2 separate regions of the Homo sapiens genome follow, and region 2 is linked to region 1. Evidence: chromatin loops called from intact Hi-C (ENCODE). Cell type or tissue: ascending aorta. All regions are shown on one strand. Each heading gives the region's core, and the rest is flanking DNA. Links, peaks and the distances in the headings are about the cores only.

The links. Hi-C counts contacts between places; a loop is a spot of excess contacts. Peaks named below come from ENCODE experiments on the same cell type or tissue, not always from the same donor. Only the 100,000 strongest peaks of a DNase experiment are listed, where the experiment ranks them.
Region 2: it touches region 1 in a loop (5-fold over the local background); 9 of 110 quality-filtered maps call a loop at or near these places.

Annotation. Positions count from the first base shown.
Region 1 is chr7:152,753,275-152,764,830 of GRCh38, reverse strand. ACTR3B (actin related protein 3B) reads right to left here and starts at 5,079. Exons shown (of 12, transcript NM_020445.6): 1 at 4,905-5,079. The coding sequence starts at 4,948. It also overlaps the pseudogene RN7SL845P. RefSeq lists enhancers at 4,228-4,277, 5,278-5,437 and silencers at 4,453-4,747, 4,508-5,027. In ascending aorta, for the core only: no CTCF peak of the experiment used is centred there; DNase peaks (open chromatin) are centred at 4,550 and 5,120; H3K4me3 peaks cover 2,055 bases; H3K27ac peaks cover 1,493 bases.
Region 2 is chr7:152,028,238-152,039,793 of GRCh38, reverse strand. All of the region lies in intron 1 of GALNT11 (polypeptide N-acetylgalactosaminyltransferase 11), which reads right to left. Among named protein-coding and RNA genes, the nearest start is that of GALNT11, 8.3 kb to the right of the region's middle. RefSeq lists an enhancer at 831-1,332. In ascending aorta, for the core only: a CTCF peak has its summit at 9,492 (motif pointing right); a DNase peak (open chromatin) is centred at 9,513.

The DNA.
Region 1 (11,556 bases), core at 3,686-6,185:
CAGGCATCCTCACACATTACTGGTGAGAATGCACACTAATGAGTGTAATTTGACACTGCCTAGCAAAATTACATATGCATTTGCCCTTTGACCCAGAAATCCCATTTCTAAAAATCTAAGCCACAGATACTCAGGCAAAAAATACAAAAAGATATCCTTGCTTTATTTTTTCTTTTTTTTTTTTTTTGAGATGGAGTCTCGCTGTTGCCAGGCTGGAGTGCAGTGGCGCGATCTCAGCTCACTGCAACCTCCGCCTCCTGGTTCAAGCGATCCTCCTGCCTCAGCCTCCTGAGTAGCTAGGACTACTAAAATTAGCCCACCAGTGTGCCCGGCTAATTTTTTTGTATTTCTTTTTTTTTTTAGTAGAGACGGGGTTTCACCGTGTTAGCCAGGATGGTCTCGATCTCCTGACCACGGGTCGTGATCCACATCCTCGGCCTCCCAAAGTGCTGGGACTACAGGTGTGAGCCACTGCGCCTGGCCAGAATGCTCAAAAAATGAAGACATGTCTAAAGAACATGGAAGGCCAGGTGCAGTGCCTCACTCCTGTAATCCCAACACCTTGGGAGGCAGAGGTGGGCAGATCACCTGAGGTTAGGAGTTCAAGACCAGCCTGGCCAACATGACAAAACCCCATCTCTACTAAAAATACAAAAAAACAGCCATGCGTGGTGGTGTACACCTATAATCCCAGCTACTCAGGAGGCTGGGGCAGGAGAATCGCTTGAACCCGGGAGGCAGAGGTTGTAGTGAGCTGAAGTCACACCACTGCACTTCAGCCTGGGCAACACAGCAAGACTCCGTCTCAAAAAATAAATAAATAAAAAATAAAGAACATGGGAGTCAGCCTGAATGAGCTTCACTTGGCAAAATCTGGGACAATTTAAGCAATAGATAACCCACTGACAACAATGAGGACGGCATAATGGATTATCATTCTTTGAACAGAACGACAACTCATACAGACAATAAACAAATGAGGCCTATGGATAAGTTCTTCCTTAAAATAAAATGTTAACTAATAAATGGAGACAGAATAATAGAGTTCAAAAATCACCATTTTGCAACCATCACCATAATTAGTAATTCAGGCAAGAATCACCAATGGGCCAGGCACAGTGGCTCACGCCTGTAATCACAGCACTTTGGGAGGCCAAGGCGGGTGGATTGCTTGAGATCAGGATTCAAGACCAGCTTGGGCAACATGATGAAATCCCGTCTCTACCAAAAATACAAAAAGTTAGCCGGGCATGGTGGCTCATGCCTGTAATCCCAGCTACCCATGAGGCTGAAGCAGGAGAATTCCCTGAACCTGGGAGACAGAGGTTGCAGTGAGCAGAGATTGTGCCACTGCACTCCAGCCTAGGAAACAGAACAAGATTCTGTCAAAAAAAAAGAAAAAAACAAGAGTCACCAATGGATACTTAAACTAATGGATGAAAGTTTAAGAATAGAGTACTTACATAAAATATTCCCCCACAAATGACTTTTTTTTTTTTTTTTTTTTTTTTTTTTTTGAGATGGAGTCTCGCTCTGTCACCAGGCTGGAGTGCAGTGGCCCGATCTCGGCTCACTGCAACTTCCGCCTCTCGGATTCAAGTGATTCTCCTGAGCAGCCTCCAAAGCAGCTGGGACTACAGGCACGCACCACCACACCCAGCTAATTTTTGTATTTTTAGTAGAGACGGGGTTTCACCATGTTGGCCAGGTTGGTCTCGAACTCCTGCCCTCAGGTGATCCGCCCGCCTCGGCCTCCCAAAGTGCTGGGATTACAGGCATGAGCCACCGCGCCCAGCCAAATGACTTATTAATTACAAAGAAAAATAGTAACTGAACAGTGAAGAAACCTCGTGGACATCACCCTCTCCAAATGATCCAAGTGAACTTCATCAAGACTGAGGCGAGTCCCTATCTTAAGCCTTTCGATGGGATGCACTAAGAAGGATCAACAGGACTTCTGTGGTAGTCCTGACAAATATGCATATCCTGTATCTATCACAGAGAAACACTAGGTAACAACTGGCTGTCAAAAATGCCAACATCTTGAAAGACAAAAAAAGGTTAAGAAATTATTCCAGATTAAATTAGACTTAAAAGACATGACACCCACCAGATGCAATGTATGCCGCTGATGGGGAGGTCTTTCATGGGTGACATTCCATAAAAGACATGAATCCATACTGTATATAGGATACTACTGTATGTATGTTAAATTTTCTGATTTTGATGATTGGAATGTGATTCTAGAAGGGAAAATGTGTCCTCAGAAAGTACGCATTCAAGTATTTTGATATAAAAGGGTATGATCTCTGCAACTTACTCTCAAACAGTGCAGGAAAGTAATAATAATATGTATGGACATACAGAGAGTGACAAAGCAAATGTTAACAGTTGGTAAAACTGGAAGAAGAGTATACAGTAGTTTTTTGTTCTCTTCCAGCTTTCAGTAGATTTGAAATTATTTCAAAAAAAGTTGAAAAATGCAAAAGACTTCATTTGAAAAGTTTGGCTCAGAGAAGTGAGACCGGAGTTGTGAAATATTCTCTGAAAACTATGCAGCCTAGTCATCCCTTTAAATAGATGAAGCTTTATTTTTGGACTCAGCAGATCCCTTTGTCCATATTATCCTGGCCTCCAGCACATCACTGCTTACTCAGGTAGTCTCGGGGTTTACCTGAGGAGGATTCAAGGATACTGGGATGAAATTTATTTGTAAAAAATACTGTTTATCACACTGTCCAATAAATCATTAGTGCCCACTATGTATAGCTCAATGCTTTTACAATTTAGTACTACAAAAAAAGGCTTTTTTCACCCAAGAAACAGGTATTTCTCTTGATTTCTGATGACAGGAATTACATAACCATGACTCTTATGATGTTGTCAGACAGGAAGACTAAGGTCGAATGTGCGGACCAACTTCAGCAGCCACTGGGCTAAAGCTCAGGGTGACTTCCTAGGTCCGTTCTTTTCCTTTGGCTTGGTTATTTTTATCTGAATTTTACCACTTTTTGTCCTATTTTGAGGCAAAACTAAATCCAAAAATCATTTTGGCTCTCTGGGAAATGTAAGAACTACTGATGTGCTCAAGTTGGTAAATTCGGGCTCTTTCAGGCTCCTTCTGGCCATACACTCGATATGGGGAATTCATATGGAGATTCCCTGCCACCGTTTCTAAGTCTTGACACCAACTTCTGAAGCATGACTTTGGGCCACAAAACAATGATCTATAGAAGTTGAATCTCCAAGTTAGCCAAGTTACATTAATCACTTACCTCAAAAGGTCAAAACTGAGCACGACATTTTAGGTATTTATAGCAAGAAAGATGAGTAAGGTCCACGACTTACTAATCTTAAAGGTATGACAACTCTGTGAGCATTATTTTATTGCTACTACCAAGAATTCCTTTATATTTTAATAGTTCTGCAAGACTAAAACTACAAAGCAAAAATCTCACATGCAAATGTGGAAATGAAAAATACTTTCACCCACTGGTTTCACTCTTGACACAACCAGACCTGAGGGGACCTGAGGTGAACCCATTGGGGGAGGGCATGAGTTAAGGGTGTCAATAATTGAGGGAGGGGAGCTGTAGTATCGACAACGCTGATTTTGGCTTGTGTTTTAGGTAGAAAAGCAAGTTCTAAAATAAAGAGCTACAAAGCTTGATATGACGTGTATTTCAAAAAGAATTCACACAAGCAAAGAGGATTTTTCCAGTCCACAACCACTTCTGGTCGCTTCAGCAGCAAAAGGAAGGAACTAACAGTAGGAGATGGACTGTAGCAAACTAAAGAAGGCACCCCCACAAGGTTGTCAAGGAAACCAAACCAAGTGCATTTTTCTATAGAAAAGAATCAAGGGTAAGGTGAACATGCCATGTTACATTTTGTGGCAAAAATGATTAAAATCCCTTCTTGAAAAAAATCGCTAAGAGACCAAATTTACTTCCAGGCTATTTTACTAAGCACTACACCCATAACGCAGGCAGGCAAGCTTGTATTCCCAAACTACCAGCTACATGGATTCAGCAATCACCTTACTACAACCAGCTAACTTGGGTCACCGATACTTCAGGGCATTTCCTAAGATCTCTTTTTAATAGCTTAACGGCAACGAAAGAAGTGGTCACACTCAAAAAGTTAAAAACAAAAACCTCTACCACAATTCCACAAACATGCTCTCCCAAATTTAGGGTATTTTTCAAAATGGAGTCTTTTTAAACACATCATTTTTCAGCGAAAAGGCAAATCTATGCAAACCAAAGGGACAGCTTGGCCTGAGTGTGCCATTTCATACTGGAAAAGCGCAGGGAGGGCAGTAAAAATGGTATCAAGTTGGGAGATCGATGCTATTCTCTCCACAAGTAGGTGGTAAAGAATCCTCAGCCAGGAGGAATGACACGCACACGCGGGGACAGAACGAGGGCCAGTGCTGAGAACGCTGGAAGGCAGGGACACCGTTCACTAGGAGATGAGTGACGTTAAAGGATCTGCAGTGATGATCTGTGCCTCACGCTGGCGAATATTCCTAGGAGGGGAGATCCCGCGCTCCCGGTGTCCCTCAGGGTGTCCACCCCGGCGACGGCCGGAGCCGGGCTGCGGGTCCAGGGGCCCGGCCACGTGGGCGGGGGAGGCGAGGAGCGCCGGGCTCGCTCAGAGTGGGCACCGCGTCCCTACCCTCCGTGCTTTTCCTCTTGTGGCCCTTCCCGGCAGGGAAGAGGGGGTTTTACGACGTCAAGGCAAGGCTTGGAGGGAAGCGGCGGCCGGCGCCCCACCTGCCCAGGTGATCGCGGGGCTCAAGCCCGGGGCGACGGACGCAGCTCGACCTCCAGGCGAGGTGGACGCCAGGGGCCGGGAGCGGGGCCGCGGAGGAGCGGGGGTGGGCGCCGAGCTGCTCTTACCCGGTGCCACAGTCCACCACGCAGGGAGGCAGGGAGCCTGCCATGCTCGGGACGCGCGGCGCTCGGCCCCGCCGGCAGCCCGAGAGCGCCCCGTCGCCGTCCGCTCCGCCGCCCGCTAGCCCCGCGCGCAGCGTCTCCCGCGAGCCGCCGCAGCGCCGCTGCCGGGAGCCCGGATGCTCGGCGGCCGACACGTGACGTCACTCCCCGGTCGGCCAATCAGAACGCGCGCACGCCCCGCCTCCCCCAACACCCCCACCCCCACTCCGGCGCGCCATCTTTAGTGCTGGCAGCGAGGCTTCTTGGCCCCATACGTCCAACCTTGCTGCTGGAGAGATTGGGGTTTATTTTTAACTGACTTACATGAACGTGACCCCATTTCCGAGGCCTGGCGCCTTTCTCCTCCTGTAAGTCTTCGCTCGAATGTCACCTTGCGAGGGAAGTTGTTCCTGATCACCCTGACTATGTCCCCTACCGGTACTGTATCCTCTGTCTCAACAATCTGTTGGTTTCATTCCTAACCCTTAAAGCAAAGTGTTTATATTTTTATATTTATGTATTTGTTGTCTGCCTCCCCTACTGGACTATCAAATCTTCTAGGATAGGGCTTGAGTCTGTCTTAATCACTATTGATGAGCAGCAGGTGCTTAGCACAGTATTTGGTGTACCTGTGGAAGTGCCCAAATGTTTGTTGAATGACTGAGTAACCTTCCCCATATAATAAAAAAAAAAAAAAAAATTAGTTGGAATTGGCCGGGCGCGGTGGCTCACGCCTGTAATCCCAGCACTTTGGGAGGCTGAGGGTGGATCACAAGGTCAGGAGTTCCAGACCAGCCTGGCCAACATGGTGAAACCCCTTCTCTACTGAAAATACAAAAATTAGCCGGGCGTGGTGGCGGGTGCCTGTAATCCCAGCTGCTCCGGAGGCTGAGGCAGGAGAATCGCTTGAACCTGGGAGGCGGAGGTTGCAGTGAGCCAAGATCGCGCCATTGCACTCCAGCCTGGACAACAGGGCGAGAGTCTGTCTCAAAAAAACAACAAAAAAAATTAGTTGGAATTATTATACCTAACACGGCCTAAATTTTTCTAAGAAGAAAAATCTGCAAAACAAATGCTTGGCCAGCCTTAAGGAATGAATGGCCTTAGACTGAGTAAACCACACCAAGATCACTCCTGGAAAATGTTTTCAAGTGTCGAAGATGGGATGATCGCCCAAAAGTTCTTACTGAAACCAAAGAAGGCAAACACCACCTACTATATTATAAAGGTACTGAGAGTCCCACTTGCCACTTGCTTCCTGCTTCTTGCCCGATCGTAAATTCTTGATACTAATTTTTTAGGAGCTTTCTGGAAACATGTATTTTTTTGTTTTGTTTTGTTTTTTGAGATGAGTCTCACTCTGTCGCCCAGGCTGGAGTGCAGTGGCGCAATCTCGGCTCACTGCAACTCCGCCTCCCAGGTTCAAGCAATTCTCCTGCCTCAGCCTCCCAAGTAGCTGGGATTACAGGCACCCACTACCATGCCCGGTTAATTTTTTGTATTTTTAGTAGAGACAGGGTTTCATCATGCTGGCCAGACTGGTCTTGAGCTCCTGACCTCGTGATCTGCCTGCCTCAGCCTCCCAAAGTACTGGGATTACAGGCATGAGCCACCACGCCCAGCCAAGACATGTTGTTTTTACAGGTACTTAAAACATTGTGTTTTTTACCTAGAAGTAATAGATACGTTGACCACTCCTAGGTAACCCATCATCATTTCTTTTTTTTAACTCATAAGTACCCATTAAGGCCCAGACCTAGAGAATGTTCAGGAGAACTGAAGAGAGAAGCAAATGGGAGGAAAATAAAAAGGAGTAAGTGTGGAGGAATCCCAGTTTAGAAGCCCAAGGCTGGGGTTAAAGATTGGCTGGCTTGCTTTGTGTTTTGCCAAAGCCCTGCCTTGGTCCCTTTTCTTTTTCTTTTCTTATTGCTTGTTTCTTAGAGACAGGGTCTCACTATGTTGCCCAGGCTGGAGGGCAGCGACTATTCACAGGCATGGTCCCACTACTGATCTGCATGAGAGTTCTGATCGGCTCCATCTCTGACCTGGGCCAGTTCACCCTTCCTTAGGCAACCTGGTGGTTCCCCGCTCCTGGGAGGGTGCCATATTGATGCCAAACTTAGTGCAGATCCATCATTCTGGGTGGCACAGAACTCCTGGGCTCAAGGGACCCTTCCACCTCAGCCTCCCGAGTATCTGGGACTACAGGCAAGTACAACTGCTCCCAGCCCAGCTCCCATTTTTTTCACGGCCCTAGCCTAAACATAGATTAATTCTAAATTACAGACTGTTGACACTGCCATGTCTTTTATTTTATTCACTTAACAAACATATATCAAGCGCCTACTGTGAGTCAGGCTTTGTGTTAGACTGAGCATGCAGCAGTAAACAGGATGTTCAGAGTATCTGCCCACAAGAGTCCAGTGGGAGATAGCAACAGTAAACAGGCAATTACAATACAGTGTAGTCAATGCTAAGACAGGGCAAGTCCAGGGTGCCCAGAAAGCCATAGAGGGGCTGACTTGGGAATCAGTAGAAACTTCTCAAAGCAATGATATTGAAGCTGAAACCCAGAAGGTGGGCAGAGTAGCTAGGTGGAGGAGACTGTAGGGTGGAAGAGTGTTTCTGGGATGGAAAACATGCACAAAGCCCAGGAAGAAAGACCTCAAGGCTTGTATAGGACCCAGCTACTACACCAGGGAAGAAGTCTTTACAGGAATTTGGGACTGGCTAGTAATAAAGGGTGTGCGATTTCAGGGAGCATCTTCTCTGCATAGGACTCATTGGGATTGATGGCCATGGTCAGCAGCTGGTAGAAAACAAAAGATTTCCTGACCTCAGTGATTTCCTCTAGATACCACTAACCCTTGATATATCAAAGGTGTTTTGTAGGCAGATAACAGAAAACCTAACTAAAAGTGGCACAAGGAAAGAGCAAATTTGTTATCTCGCACAATAGGAAATCCAGTGACTCCAGGATAATTTGACCATTCGATGGCATCATCATGGGCCTGTACGTTCAGCTCTGCCAGGGCCCTGCGTGTTGTCGTTTGTCCTCAGCTTATCCCATGCAGTGTTGAGACGGCTGCAGCCCCTCCATGCACCAAAATCATGATGGACAAAAACAGTGGAAGAAATGCCCCATCCTGATGCCCTTTCTCAAAGGCAGTGGGAGGAAATGTTTCCGGAAGTTCCCAGCTGCTTCTCTTCTTGTGTCATTAATCAGCTCTTTTTCTATTCTTTTTCTGGGGTGGCCATGACAAAGTAGAACAAACTGGGTGGCTTCAACAAGAGATATTTATGCTCTCACAGTTCTGGAGGCCAGAAGGCCAAATGCAGGTGTCAGCAAAGCCATGTTCTCTCGAAGACTCTAGGGGAGGATCTGTTCCATACCCAGCTTCTGATGGCTGCTGGCAACCCTTGGCATTCCTTGGCTTGTAGGTGCATCACTCCAATCTCTGCCTCCATCATCACGTAGCATTCTCCCTGTGTCTGCATCTTCACATGGCATTCTCCTTATAAGGACGCCAGTCATATTGGATTAGTGCCCACCCTAATGACCTCATCTCAACTTAATTACATTTGCAAATATCCCGTTTCCAAATATCACATTCACCAGAGCCAAAGGTTAGGATTTCAGCATGTTTCTGTAGAGACACAGTTCAATCCATAATTCCAACCTGTGCCAAAAGCAGTCACTGGATGGTTTATTCATATTCATACATACATAGCATTGCCAGCATCGAATGGTGTTTATTCCAAGTTCATTTGAGAGTGGTGCTGGGATGAGGCAAGACTCAGAATAGTAATTATGAAATAGTCACACCTGATATACTGAACTGACTTAGATTATTGAAGAAGACCCCCTTGGGCTGGAGAGGGGCCTCATCTCCTCTGAAATATATGGCTGCTAATACCTGACTGAAATTGGGTTTGATCAACAAGAAGAGGAATGGCCATTGTGTGAAGACACAGCACTGTCTTGTGAGAACACAAGAAGGTGGCTGTCTGCGAGCCAAGAGGAGAAGCCTCACCAGAACCCAACTCTGCTGGCACCCCGATCTCAGACTTCTAGCCTCCAGAACTGAAAAAAATAAATTTCTGTTGTTTAAGCCACCCCGTCAATGGTATTTTGTCATGTCAGCCTGAACAGTCTAAGACAATTCTCTGTGTATTCTTCTGTGTTATTCTTCTTAGACTGTTAACTCCTATACATCAGAAACTGATTGCATCCATTTTGACAGTGCCTAGGGCAAAACACCCACAGAGGTATAAACCTCATACTCTATAAGAAGCACTTCGTGGGGCGTGGTGGCTCACACCTGTAATCTCAGCACTTTGGGAGGCCGAGGCGGGTGGATCACCTAAGGTCGGGAGATCAAGACCATCCTGGCTAACATGGCGAAACCCCGTCTCTACTAAAAATACAAAATTAGCCGAGCATGGTGGCACATGCCACCAGCTACTCAGGAGGCCAAGGCAGGAGAATCACTTGAACTCGGCAGGCGGAGGTTGCAGTGAGCTGAGATCGCGCCATTGCACTCCAGCCTCGGCAACAAGAGCAAAACTCCGTCTCAAAAAAATAAAGCACTTCAAGTACTATCTTTATTAATTATATTGCCAAGGAGGTTTGCCCTCTTCAATATACTTTACAAAATTCCTGCTACTAAATGCATATTAACCTAGGAATCTTTTCTCTGAGTAGCTCAGCCTGCTTTCTGATTTATGCCTTAAATTCAACTTGTCATGAGAGAAGCGTTTTAGTTGGCTTTTGTCAGCAGGAAGAAGCATCTCTTTATTGTACTTCTACCCAACAATGGCATCCTACTCCACCTGCTGCCAACAGTCAGAAACATGGAAACCCGAACACCTCCCATATACAATTCCGCATCTCCTCTAGCAGACGATGTGACCGTTTCACAACTACTATCCCAAGTACTGCCTCGTATCAGCACCACTCTCAAATGAACTTGTAATAAACACCATTCAATTCTGGCAATGCCGTGTATTTATGCATATGAAGACAGCTTAAGAACAAAATAATCAGGGCTCAGAGATTATCTATCTAATGGGATTTAGTGCATGAGTCCCCGGACAATGTGATCTTAATGTCCTGCATGTAACTAGTTGTGCTGGGCCAAGATGGAAAAAGAACCCAAAAACTAACCGCTGTCTTCCAAAACTGCCCACCCAGCAGCTCTGCGAATCTTAAATCTCAGAGCTGTAGGCAAGAGCAAGCTGTGTGTTCCCTGTTGCCATGAGGATGCAAACGAGAAAGGAGTACCAAAAAAATTAGAAACCCGTTCCTTTGAAAGTAGCTGGCATTCTCCTTTAAGAGGAAGGGTCTGTCACTGGACTCAATGGGCCTCGCTGATGTCTTGGCAACAGCAGGAGAAAATGGTCCAAGCAAGAGTTGATTGGCCGGAGTGTGTTGAGTGTGTTCAGAGAGTTAATAACAGACCCCAAACCACAAGTCTTAAGAAAATTACCGAGAGGACGGAACATATTCAGACCAACTCTGCTATGTTTTTTTCTCTGCCGAGGGCAATTACTCAGACTGTGACCCTCCACGCCCCCTTCTCTTCTTGCTTCCCTCCTATACCACTCAGCTGCCAAGGCCTGGTCATTCAACCCCACCGCTTCCCTTGTGTCTCTGTCCCCTGCTTTTCATTCCAACTGTCGCTCTTGCTCAACTGCTCAATAGCCTCCCACTAGTCACCCTGTCTCCAGGCTTTTGTCTCTACAAGAAATCTTTCAGGAAAATTATACTGCTATGAGGGACATCAGGACAGAATTCCAGAATGTATGTATTATGTCAGTCTTCTTTCCCTACAACCATCAGTGGTGTGTTATTCTTATGGAATTTGGTCCAAACCTTTATTATGGCATTCAAGGTTCTCTAAGATCAGATTCTAAATTACCTTTGCAATCTCATCTCACATTATGCCCCTTGGTACATCAGGACATACCAGACCACACACTGTTCTTCAAACCCTCTGTATTGTCAGGTGTTTGTGCAGGCCTCTGAATCTAGAACATTCCTCAGCTACCTCATTCTCATCATCCTTCAAAACTCTTTTCAAAGCTTCACCCATCCTTCCAATTTCAATTCACATCTGCTTCATTTATTCAACAAAATATGCTGAGTGCTTCCATGTGCCTCTCATCAGAATCAATCACTGATTCTATGCCCACTACTCAGAATCCAGAGATGAAATCTGGGGAGCTGCACTTTAATAAGTTCATCCACACTACCAGACAATATTTAGGGTTTGAGAGATAAACATAAAATTCTAAGCCCCACAACTGACTGAACAGACTCCCTCTTGGCCAAGGGGACCCCAGAGAAACTTTGAAAGCTGAGTTCCTAGCCATAATGGGATGTGATATGGTTTGGCCCTGTGTCCCCACCCGAATCTCATTTTGAACTGTGCTCCCATAATTCTCAGGTGTTGTGGGAGGGACCCGGTGGGAGATAATTGAATCATGGAGACAGTTTCCCCCACACTGTTCTCATGGTAGTGAATAGGTCTCACGAGATCTGATGGTTTTATAAGGAGAAACCCCTTTCTCTTGGCTCTCATTCTCTCTTGCCGCTGCCATGTAAGAAGTGCTT
Region 2 (11,556 bases), core at 8,337-10,836, 730 kb after region 1:
AACTTGGGGTAGAGGTTATGCTTGTGTTTCTCCAGGACCAAATCAACAGCCGATTTGGATACCATCAAAACACCTGAAACCTTATCATAAGCCAGATGCTGGGGAAAAGATTCCAGGAGAATCCCGAGGACCCCCGGTTGCAGCCATGTCAAGACTGACGCTGAGGAGGATGCCAACTGTCATGAGCAACACCCATCGAACACAGCCACCCACCTGGGGACAGATCAAGAAGCTGTCACAGATGGCGGAAGAAAACCTGAGGAAAGCGGGACAACCAGTCACAATGAATAATTTAATGATAGCGGTGATCACCACTGCCTTCAACAAGGGCTGACACAGAGAACAATTACACTTATTGGGCATATTTATCCATCTTGGCTGGCAACAATGCCTGGATGCAATCACTCTATGACACAGTTACACATGCTTTCTGATCTCAGTATTTACCATAATGAATCTGCTCCTACAATTGAGGCATACCACCCTCAAAAACCTATTTATAAATAAAATTGAACCTGGCAAGAAAAAATGAACATACTTGTTTAGGAAAATTGCATTGCAGAACAGGCAGAGGTGCTGTGCAGTGATTCCTATGGAATTGATTGGTCCCCTAGGGGATGTTTAGCTTGAATTGCACCTCAGTCTGCGTGCCATGGCCACACTATGTTCAGCTGGTCTGAACAAAATGGTCAGATGGTAGAAATGGTAAGAAGTATGACAAGAGTTCCTATTATCTGGAACCATGGCAGTATAGTGGCACCTCAACCTCAAATGATATGGCCCATTGTAGGAGCTAAACAAGGATTTGTGGAAATTATTAATAGCTCTTAATAAAATCAAAATTTAGGAAAGAATAAAAAAGCATCTAGAAGGCCACTCTACAAACTTGTCTTTGGATATTGCAAAATTAAAAGAACAAATATTTAAAGCATCACAGCCACACTTGACCTTAATGCCAGGAACTAGAGTGCTCGAAGGAGCTGCAGACAGATTAGCAGCTAGTAACCTATTCAAATGGAGAAAAACACTTGGAAGCTCTGTGATTTCAACAATGATCGTCCTTTTAATCTGTGTTGTCTTTGTGTACTCTGCAGATGTGGATCCTGACTCCTGCAAGAAGTAGCTCACCATGACAAACCTGCCTTTGCTTTTATCACTTTGCAAAACAAAGGGGGACATGTTGGGAACAGGCCCCAAAATCTGGCCATAAACTGGCCCCAAAACTGGCCATAAACAAAATCTCTGCAGCACTGTGACATGCTCGTGATGGCCTTGACGCAATGCTGGAAGGTTGTCGGTTTACCGGAATGAGGGCAAGGAACACCTGACCCACCCAGAGTGGAAAACCACTTAAGGCATTCTTAAACCACAAACAATAGCATAAGCGATCTGGGCCTTAAGGACATACTTATGCTGCAGGTAAGCAGCCAGAGCCCATTCCTTTATTTCTGCCCATCCCTTTATTTCCCATAAGGAATACTTATAGTAAATCTTATGACTGGCTTGCTGTCAATAAATATGTGGGTAAATCTCTGTTCATGGCTCTCAGCTCTGAAGGCTGTGAGGCCCCTGATTTCCCATTCCACACTCTATATTTCTGTGTGTGTGTCTTTAATTCCTCTAGCGCCGCTGGGTAAGGGTCTCCATGACCCAGCTGGTCTCGGCAGTGAATGATCTCTGCAATGAAAACTATAAAATACTGATAAAAGAAATTGAAGAAGACGGGCTGGGCACAGTGGCTCAGACCTGTAATCCAAGCACTTTGGGAGGCTGAGGCAGGCAGCTCACCTGAGGTCAGGAGTTCGAGACCAGCCTGACCAACATGGAGAGACCCCCATCTCTACTAAAATTACAAAAATTAGCCGGGTGTGGTGGTGGGCAACTGTAATCCCAGCTCCTCAGGAGGCTGAGGCAGGAGAATCATGCGAACCCAGGAGGTGGAGGTTGCAGTGAGCCAAGATCACAGCAGTGCACTCCAACCTGGGTGACAAAGCAAGACTCTCTCAAAAGGAAGGAAAAAAAAAATTGAAGACATGCACGCACAAAAAGAAAGATGTTCCACATTCACCAACTGGAAGAATCAATACTGTTAAAATGTCCACACCACCCAAAGCAACCTACAGATTCGATGCAATCCCTATCAAAATACCAATGAACCAAAGACATTCTTCACAGAAATAGAAAAAAAAAATCCTAAAACTTATATGGAATAACAAAAGACCCAGAATAGCCTATGCTATCTGAGCAAAAACAACAGAACTGAAGGAATGACATTACTTGACTTCACATTATCTAACCCCAAATTACAACTTCAAATTATACTAAAGAGCTATAGTAACCAAAATAGCATGGCACCAGCATAAAAACAGACACACAGACCAATGAAACAGAATGGAGAACCCAGAAACAAATCCATACATCTACAGCGAACTCATTTTTGACAGAAGTGCCAAGAACATACATTGGGAAAAGGAGAGTCTCTTCAATAAATGGTGCTGCGAAAACTCGATATACATATGCAGAAGAATGAAACTAGATCCCTATCTCTCACTATACACAAAAATCAAATTGAAATGAATTAAAGACTTAAGACCTCAAGCTATGAAACTACTAAAAGAAAACACTGGAGAAAATCTCCAGAACATTGAACTAGGCAGAGATTTCTGGAGTAATACCCCACCACAGCATACATGGACAAATGGTATCACATCAAGTTAAAAAGCTTCTGTACAACAAAGGAACAACAAAGTGAAGAGAAACCTAGAGACCAGGAGAAAGTATTTGCAAACTATCCATCTGGCAAGGGATGAATAACCAGAATACATAAGAAACTCAAACAATGCTATAGGAAAAAAATCTAATAATCCTATTAAAAAATGAGCAAAGGTCTGAATAGACATTTCTCAAAATAAGACATACAAATAGCAAACAGGTGTATGAAAAGGTGATCAACATCACTGATCAGAGAAATGCAAAACAAAACTACAAGGAGATATCATCTCACCCCAGTTAAAATGGCTTATATCCAAAAGACAGGCAATAATGAATGATGGTGAGGATGTGGAGAAAAGGGAATCCTCATACACCATTGGTGGGAATGTAAATTAGTACAAGCACTATGGAGACCAGTTTGGAGGATCCCCAAAAACTAAAAATAGAGCTACCACGTGACTCAGCAATCCCACTCATAGTATATACCCAAAAGAAAGGAAATCAGTATACCAAAGAGGTCTGCAGTCTCATGTTTCCTGCAGCACTGTTCACAATAGCCAAGATATGGAAGCAACCTAAATGTCCATCAACAAATGAATGGATAAAGAAAACATGGTACATATACACAATGGAGTACTATTCAGCCATAAAAAAAGAATGAGATCCCATCATTTGCAACAACAGGGATAGAACTGGAGGTCATTATGTTAAGTAAAATAAGCCAGGTACACAGAATGACAAACTTTGCCTGTTGTCACTTATTTGTGGAAGCTAAAAATTAAAACAATTGAACTCACGGAGAGAGAGACTAGATAATGGTTACCAGAGGCTGAGAAGGGAGTGAGGGGAGAGACAGTTAATGTATACAAAAATATAGTTAAATAGAATGCATAAGATCTAGTATTTGATAGCACAACAGCATGACTACAGTCAACAAAACTTTATTGCACATTTTAAAGTAACTTTAAAAGAGTATCATTGGGTTGTGAAAGATTCTCCCCCAAGCCTGAAAGCTTAAGGGAATGAATACTTCCTCCCTCTTCAAGCCCAGTCCAAATGCGCAAGGACAGTTGCGCCAGCAGCATGCATCAGCAAGTTAGCAGAAGCAAGAAGAGAGCTGGGCAGAAGACACCCCCTGAAGATCAAGAGGGAGGCCAGCGGGCACTACGCAGCAGCCACATCAGACTGGGACAATTCCTGCTTATAGAGGACTGTAAAACCCCTTCCCCATCCTCACTTGGGGCTGACGCTATTGCCAAGCAGTGAGTACCATCTGACCCCTTTCACTTGCTATTCTGTCCTGTTTTCCCTTAGAATTCGGTGGCTAAATACCAGGCACCTGTCGGCCAGTTAAAAGTGACTAGCGGCCAGTTAAAACTGACTAGCACAGCCGCTGGACTAAAGACACGGGTGTCAGGCTTTCCGGGATAGGGCTCTCTAACAACCCCTGACTCTTCGGAGTTGGGAGTGTTGGTTTGCCTGGAACCAGCTTTCCGCTTTTCCTGTACTTCCGGGCTGAGCCGAGGGTCGACAGAGAGGAAAGCCATTCAGCTCCGGGGTCCTGACAACAAGTTGGTTGACCCTGTGGCCATGAGCAGAACTCTCGAAGTCATGTTGCCCAAGCGAGACTCGCCCATCTATCCTACCTATCCTGACCCTTGCCTCCTGGGTCCTAATGCTTGTCAGAAAAACTTTCTCTTGCCTCTCTTCTCTGAGGCTAGTCCCGCTTCTGGAAACCACTCCCTGTCTCTGGTGCTTTTCTAGTTTCTCCTGTAAGAATCATTTCTAGTATAAACTCCAGGACTCTGTTAACCTTCTTTAGGCACCCGGGCTCACCAATTAGAAAGACATAATTTTTGCCCAAAGCCCCATCAGGGTGGGGGACTGTCTTATCCGGAATTTTAGGATCCCTCCTCAGACTAGCAGGCCTAACAAAAGCTATTCCAGAAGCTAGGATACGGGGAGCTTCAGAAATGACATTCTTGTATTCATATAAGTGCGGACAAAAAGGCATCACTCTTCCAACTCTGGAGATCCCTCCCCTCCCTCAGGATATGGCCCTCCACTTCATTTTTGGGGCATAACATCTTTACAGGAGGGGTAAAGTCCCAATACTAACTGGAGAATGCTTAGGACCCTAACAGGTTTTCGAGAATGCATCAGTAAGGGCCACTAAATCCAATTTTTCTCGGTCCTCTTTGTGGTCTAGGAGGACAGGCAAGGGTGCAGATTTTTGAGAATGCATTGGTAAGGGCCACTAAATCCGACCTTCCTCGGTCCTCCTTGTGGTCTAGGAGGAAAACTAGTGTTTCTGCTGCTGCGTCAGTGAGTGCAACTATTCCCATCCGCAGGGTCCAGGGACCGACCGTTGTGGGTTCTTGGGCAAGAGGTGTTTCTGCTGCTGCATCGGTGAGTGCAACTATTCCGATCAGCAGGGTTCAGGGACCATTGTGGGTTCTTGGGCAGGGGGAGAAACAAACAAACCAAAACTGCGGGCGGTTTTGTCTTTCAGATGGGAAACAATCAGGCATCAACAGGCTCACCCTTGAAATGCATCCTAAGCCACTGGGACCAATTTGACCCGCAAACCCTGAAAAAGAGGTGGCTCATTTTTACCGCACTATGGCCTGGCCCCCATATTCTCTCTCTGATGGGGAAAAATGGCCACCTGAGGGAAGTATAAATTACAATACTATCCTGAAGCTTGACCTTTTCTGTAAGAGGGAAGGCAAATGGAGTGAAACACCTTATGTCCAAGCTTTCTTTTCATTGAAGGAGAATACACAACTATGCAAAGTTTGCAATTTACATCCCATAGGAGGACCTCTCAGCTTACCCCCATATCCTATCCTCCCTATAGCTACCCTTCCTATTAATGATAAGCCTCCTCTAATCTCCCCTGCCCAGAAGGAAATAAGCAAAGAAATCTCCAAAGAACCACAAAAACCCCTGGGCTATCGGTTATGTCCCCTTCAAGTTGTAGGGAGAGGGAATTTGACCCAACTAGGGTACATGTCCCTTTCTCCCTCTCTGATTTAAAGCAGATCAAGGCAGACCTGGGTAAGTTTTCAGATGATCCTGATAGGTACACAGATGTCCTACATGGTCTAGGGCAAACCTTCGATGTCACTTGGAGAGATGTCATGCTACTGTTAGATCAAACCCAGGCCTTTAATGAAAAGAATGCGGCTTTAGCTGCAGCCTGAGAGTTTGGAGATACCTGGTACCTTAGTCAAGTAAATGGCAGAATGACAGCTGAAGAAAGGGACAAATTCCCTACTGGTAAGCAAGCCATCCCCAGTATGGATCCCCACTGGGACCTTGACTCAGATCATGGGGACTGGAGTCGTAAACATCTGTTGACCTGTGTTCTAGAAGGACTAAGGAGAATTAGGAAAAAGCCCATGAATTATTCAATGATGTCTACCATAACTCAAGGAAAGGAAGAAAATCCTTCTGCCTTCCTTAAGTGGCTACAGGAGGCCTTAAGAAAATGTACTCCCCTGTCACCAGACTCACTTGAGAGTCAATTGATTGTAAAATATAAGTTTGTTACCCAATCAGCCGTGGATATCAGGAGAAAGCTCCAAAAGCAAGCCCTGGGCCCTGAACAAAATCTGGAGGCATTATTAAACCTGGCAACCTTGGTGTTCTATAATAGGGACCAAGAGGAACAGGCCCAAAAGGAAAAGCGAGATCAGAGAAAGGCTGCAGCCTTAGTCATGGCCCTCAGACAAACAAACCTTTGGTGGTTCAGAAAGGACAGAAAATGGAGCAGGCCAATCACCCGGTAGGGCTTGTTATCAGTGTGGTTTACAAAGACATTTTAAAAAAGATTGTCCAACGAGAAACAAGCCACCCCCTCATCCATGTCCGCTATGCCGAGGCAATCACTGGAAGGCGCACTGCCCCGGAGGACAAAGGTTCTCTGGGTCAGAAGCCCCCAACCAGATGATCCAACAACAGGACTTGAGGGTGCCTCGGGCAAGCGCCAGCTCATGTCATCACCCTCACTGAGCCCCGGGTACATTTAACCATTGAAGGCCAGGAAATTGACTTCCTCCTGGACACTGGCGTGGCCTTCTCAGTGTTAATCTCCTGTCCCGGACGACTGTCCTCAAGGTCCATTACCATCCGAGGAATCCTGGGACAGCCTGTAACCAGGTATTTCTCCCACCTTCTCAGTTGTAATTGGGAGACTTTGCTCTTTTCACACACCTTTCTTGTCACGCCTGAAAGTCCCACACCCTTATTAGGGAGGGATATGTTAGCCAAAGCTGGAGCTATTATCTACATGAATATGGGGAACAAGTTACCCATTTGGTGTCACCTACTTGAGGAAGGAATCTACCTTGAAGTCTGGGCATTGGAAGGACAATTTGGAAGGGCAAAAAATGCCTGCCCAGTCCAAATCAGGTTAAAAGATCCCACCACATTTCCTTATCAAAGGCAATATCCCTTAAGGCCTGAAGCTCATAAAGGATTACAGGATATTGTTAAACATGTAAAAGCTCAAGGCTTAGTAAAGAAATGCAGCAGTCCCTGCAACACCCCAATTCTAGGAGTACAAAAACCGAACGGTCAGTGGAGTCTAGTGCAAGATCTTAGACTCATCAGTGAGGCAGTAATTCCTCTATATCCAGTTGTACCCAACCCCTATACCCTGCTCTCTCAAATACCAGAGGAAGCAGAATGGTTCCCTGTTCTGGACCTCAAGGATGCCTTCTTCTGTATTCCCCTGCACTATGACTCCCATGACTCCCAGTTTCTCTTTGCCTTTGAGGATCCCACAGACCACACATCCCAACTTATATGGACCGTCTTGCCCCAAGGGTTTAGGGATAGCCCTCATCTGTTTGGTCAGGCACTGGCCCAAGATCTAGGCCACTTCTCAAGTCCAGGCACTCTGGTCCTTCAGTATGTGGATGATTTACTTTTGGCTACCAGTTCGGAAGCCTCATGCCAGCAGGCTACTCTAGATCTCTTGAATTTTCTAGCTAATCAAGGGTACAAGGCATCTAGGTCAAAGGCCCAGCTTTGCCTACAGCAGGTCAAATATCTAGGCCTAATCTTAGCCAGAGGGACCAGGACCCTTGGCAAGGAACGAATACAGCCTATACTGGCTTATCCTCACCCTAAGACTTTAAAACAGTTGTGGGGGTTCCTTCAAATCACCGCTTTTGCCAACTATGGATCCCCAGATAGAGCAAGATAGCCAGGCCCCTCTATACTCTAATCAAGGAGACCCAGAGGGCAAATACTCATCTAGTAGAATGGGAACCAGAGGCAGAAACAGCCTTCAAAACCTTAAAGCAGGCCCTAGTACAAGCTCCAGCTTTAAGCCTTCCCACAGGACAAAACTTCTCTTTATACATCACAGAGAGAGCAGGGATAGCTCTTGGAGTCCTTACTCAGACTCGTGTCTGACAACTGGTGGCACACCTAGGTAAGGAAATTGATGTAGTAGCAAAAGGCTGGCCTCACTGTTTAAGGGTAGTTGCAGCAGTACCCATCCTAGTGTCAGAGGCTATCAAAATAATACAAGGAAAGGATCTCACTGTCTGGACTACTCATGATGTAAATGGCATAGTAAGTGCCAAAGGGAGTTTATGGCTATCAGACAACCACCTACTTAGATACCAGGCACTACTCCTTGAGGGACCGGTGCTTCAAATACATACATGCGTGGCCCTCAACCCTGCCACTTTTCTCCCAGAGGATGGGGAACCAATCGAGCATGACTGCCAACAAATTATAGTCCAGACTTATGCTGCCTGAGATGACCTCTTATAAGTCCCCTTAGCTAATCCTGACCTTAATCTATATACCAACAGAAGTTCATTTGTGGAGAATGGGATACGAAGGGCAGGTTATGCCATAGTTAGTGACGTAACCGTACTTGAAAGTAAGCCTCCTCCCCCAAGGACCAGCACCCAGTCAGGAGAACTAGTGGCACTTACCTGAGCCTTAGAACTGGGAAAGGGAAAAAGAATAAATGTGTATACAGGTAGCAAGTATGCTTATCTAATCCTACATGCCTGTGCTGCAATATGGAAAGAAAGGGAGTTTCTAACCTCTGGGGGAACCCCCATTAAATACCACAAGGAAACCATGGAGTTATTGCATGCAGTGCAAAAACCCAAGGAGGTGGCAGTCTTACACTGCCAAAGCCATCAAAACGGGAAGGAGAGGGGAGAACAGCAGCATAAGTGGCTGGCAGAGGAAGGGAAAGACCAGCAGAAAGGAAAGAGAGAAAGAAACAGAAAATCAGAGAGAGACACAGAGAGAGGAAGTGAGAGACAAAGGAGTCAGAGAGAAAGAAAGAGACAAAGTCAAAGAGACAGAGACAAAGAGAGAGTCAGAGAGAGAGACATAGAAAGGCAAAGAGAGAGAGGAAGAGACAGACAAAGAGGGACTCAGAGAGACAAAGAAGTCATCAAAGAGAAAGAGAGATAGAAGTAGTAAAGAAAAAACAGTGTACCCTATTGTGGGCGGCAAGCCACCCAGGTGCCGAGGCAAGAGACTGAGGGCACGAGCTGTTCCAGTATAAAATATATAAAATAAGAAGTTATACTAAATATAGATCATAGAGATGATTATATATGAATATCATTAATCATTAGTTTGTAGCAATTACTCTTTATTCCAATATTATAATAATCTTCACTCTACAATCATAACCTAGGAAAAACCAGGCCATACAGGGATAGGAGCTGAGGGGACATAGTGAGAAGTGACCAGAAGACAAGAGTTGAGGCTTCTGTTATGCTCGGACAGGGCCACCAGAGGGCTCCTTGGTCTAGTGGTAACACCAGCGTCCCGTGATCTAGCGGTAGCATCAGTGTCAAGGAAAAACACCCGCTACTTAGCAGACCAGGAAAGGGAGTCTCCCTTTCCCCGTGGGAGTTTACAGAAGACTCTACTCCTCTACCTCTTGTCTTTTCTTTTATCTCTGTCTTGTGTCTTTATTTCTACACTCTCTCGTCTCCGCACACGGGGAAAAAACCCACCGACCCTGTGGGGCTGGACCCTACACCCTATTCCTTTAAAAGCCACAGTAAAGTTAAAACCTATAACTGATAATTGAAGGCCTTCTCTGTAACTCTGTAACACTCCAATACCACCTTGTTGTCAGTGTAAACAAGGGCGTAGCCCAAAAGCACTGAGGCCACTGACAACCCATAGCCTTCCTATCAAAAATCCTTAACCCAGCAGGTTTCCTAACAGGGGATCTAAATCTTAACTAACTACCATACAAAGGTCCGACCAGATCTAGGAGGAACTCCCTTCAGGACAGGACCATAGATGGTTCCTCCTGGGTGATTAAGGAAAAAAGACACAAGGGGTATTCAGTAAATGATAAGGGAACTGTAGAAGCAGAGTTAGGAAAACTGCCTAATAATTGGTTTGCTCAAATGTGCGAGCTGTTTGCACTCAGCCAAACCTTAAAGTACTTACAGAATCAGGAAGGAGCCATCTATATCAATTCTAAGTTAATATGGACTGAACGAGGTCTTATTAATAGCAAAGAATAATTGAAATCCCAAACTTACAAGGTTTTCAACAAAAGTAAAGTTTGCTAAAAGTTAACAGTGTAAACATATATTATTCTAACTTCTAATCTTGTGGAAATCAGACCCTATCAGTACCCCTCAAAGCTCAAGTCCGTCAGTGCAGAGCCATACAACTAATACCCCTACCTATAGGGTTAGAAATGGCCACTGCTACAGGAACTGGAATAGCCAGTTTACCTACTTCATTATCCTACTACCACACTCTCAAAGGATTTCTCAAGAGAGTTTGCAAGAAATAACAAAATCTATCCAGTAAGGATAGTAACTACAATTCCAAATAGACTCTTTGGCAGCAATGACTCTCCAAAACCACCGAGGCCTAGACCTCCTCACTGCTGAGAAAGGAGGACTCTGCACCTTCTTAGGGGAAGAGTGTTGTTTTTACACTAACCAGTCAGGGATAGTATGAGATGCCACCCAACATTTATAGGAAAAGGCTTCTGAAATCAGACGCCTTTCAAACTCTTACACCAACCTCTGGAGTTGGACAACATGGCTTCTCCCCTTTCTAGGTCCTGTGGCAGCCATCTTGCTATTACTTGCCTTCGGGCCCTGTATTTTTAACCTCCTTTTCAAATTTGTTTCCTCTAGAATTGAGACCATCAAGCTACAGATGGTCTTACAAATGGAACTCCAAATGAGCTCAACTAAACTTCTACCAGGACCCCTGGACCAACCTGCTGGCCCTTTCACTGGCCTAAAGAGTTCCCCTCTGGAGGACACTACAATTGCAGGGCCCCTTCTTCACCCCTATCCAGCAGGAAGTAGCTACAGCAGTCATTGGCCAAATTCCCAACAGCAGTTGGGGTGTCCTGTTTAGAGGGGGGGGATTGAGAGGTGAAGCTGGCTGTGCTTCTGGGTCGGGTGGGGACTTGGAGAACTACTCTGTCTAAAGGATTGTAAATGCACCAATCAGGGCTCTGTGTCTAGCTAAAGGTTTGTAAACACACCAATCAGTGCTCTGTGTCTAGCTAATCGGGTAGGGGACTTGGAGAACTTTTCAGTCTAGCTAAAGGATTGTAAATGCACCAATCAGTGCTCTGTGACTAGCTAACTGGGTAGCAGACTTGGAGAACTTTTCTGTCTAGCTAAAGGATTGTAAATGCACCAATCAGCGCTCTGTGTCTAGCTAAAGGTTTGTAAACGCACCAATCAGCACTCTGTAAAAACCGACCAATTAGCACTCTGTAAAACAGACCAATCAGCACTCTGTAAAACAGAGCAATCAGCACTCTAAAATGGACTAATCAGCTCTCTGTAAAATGGACCA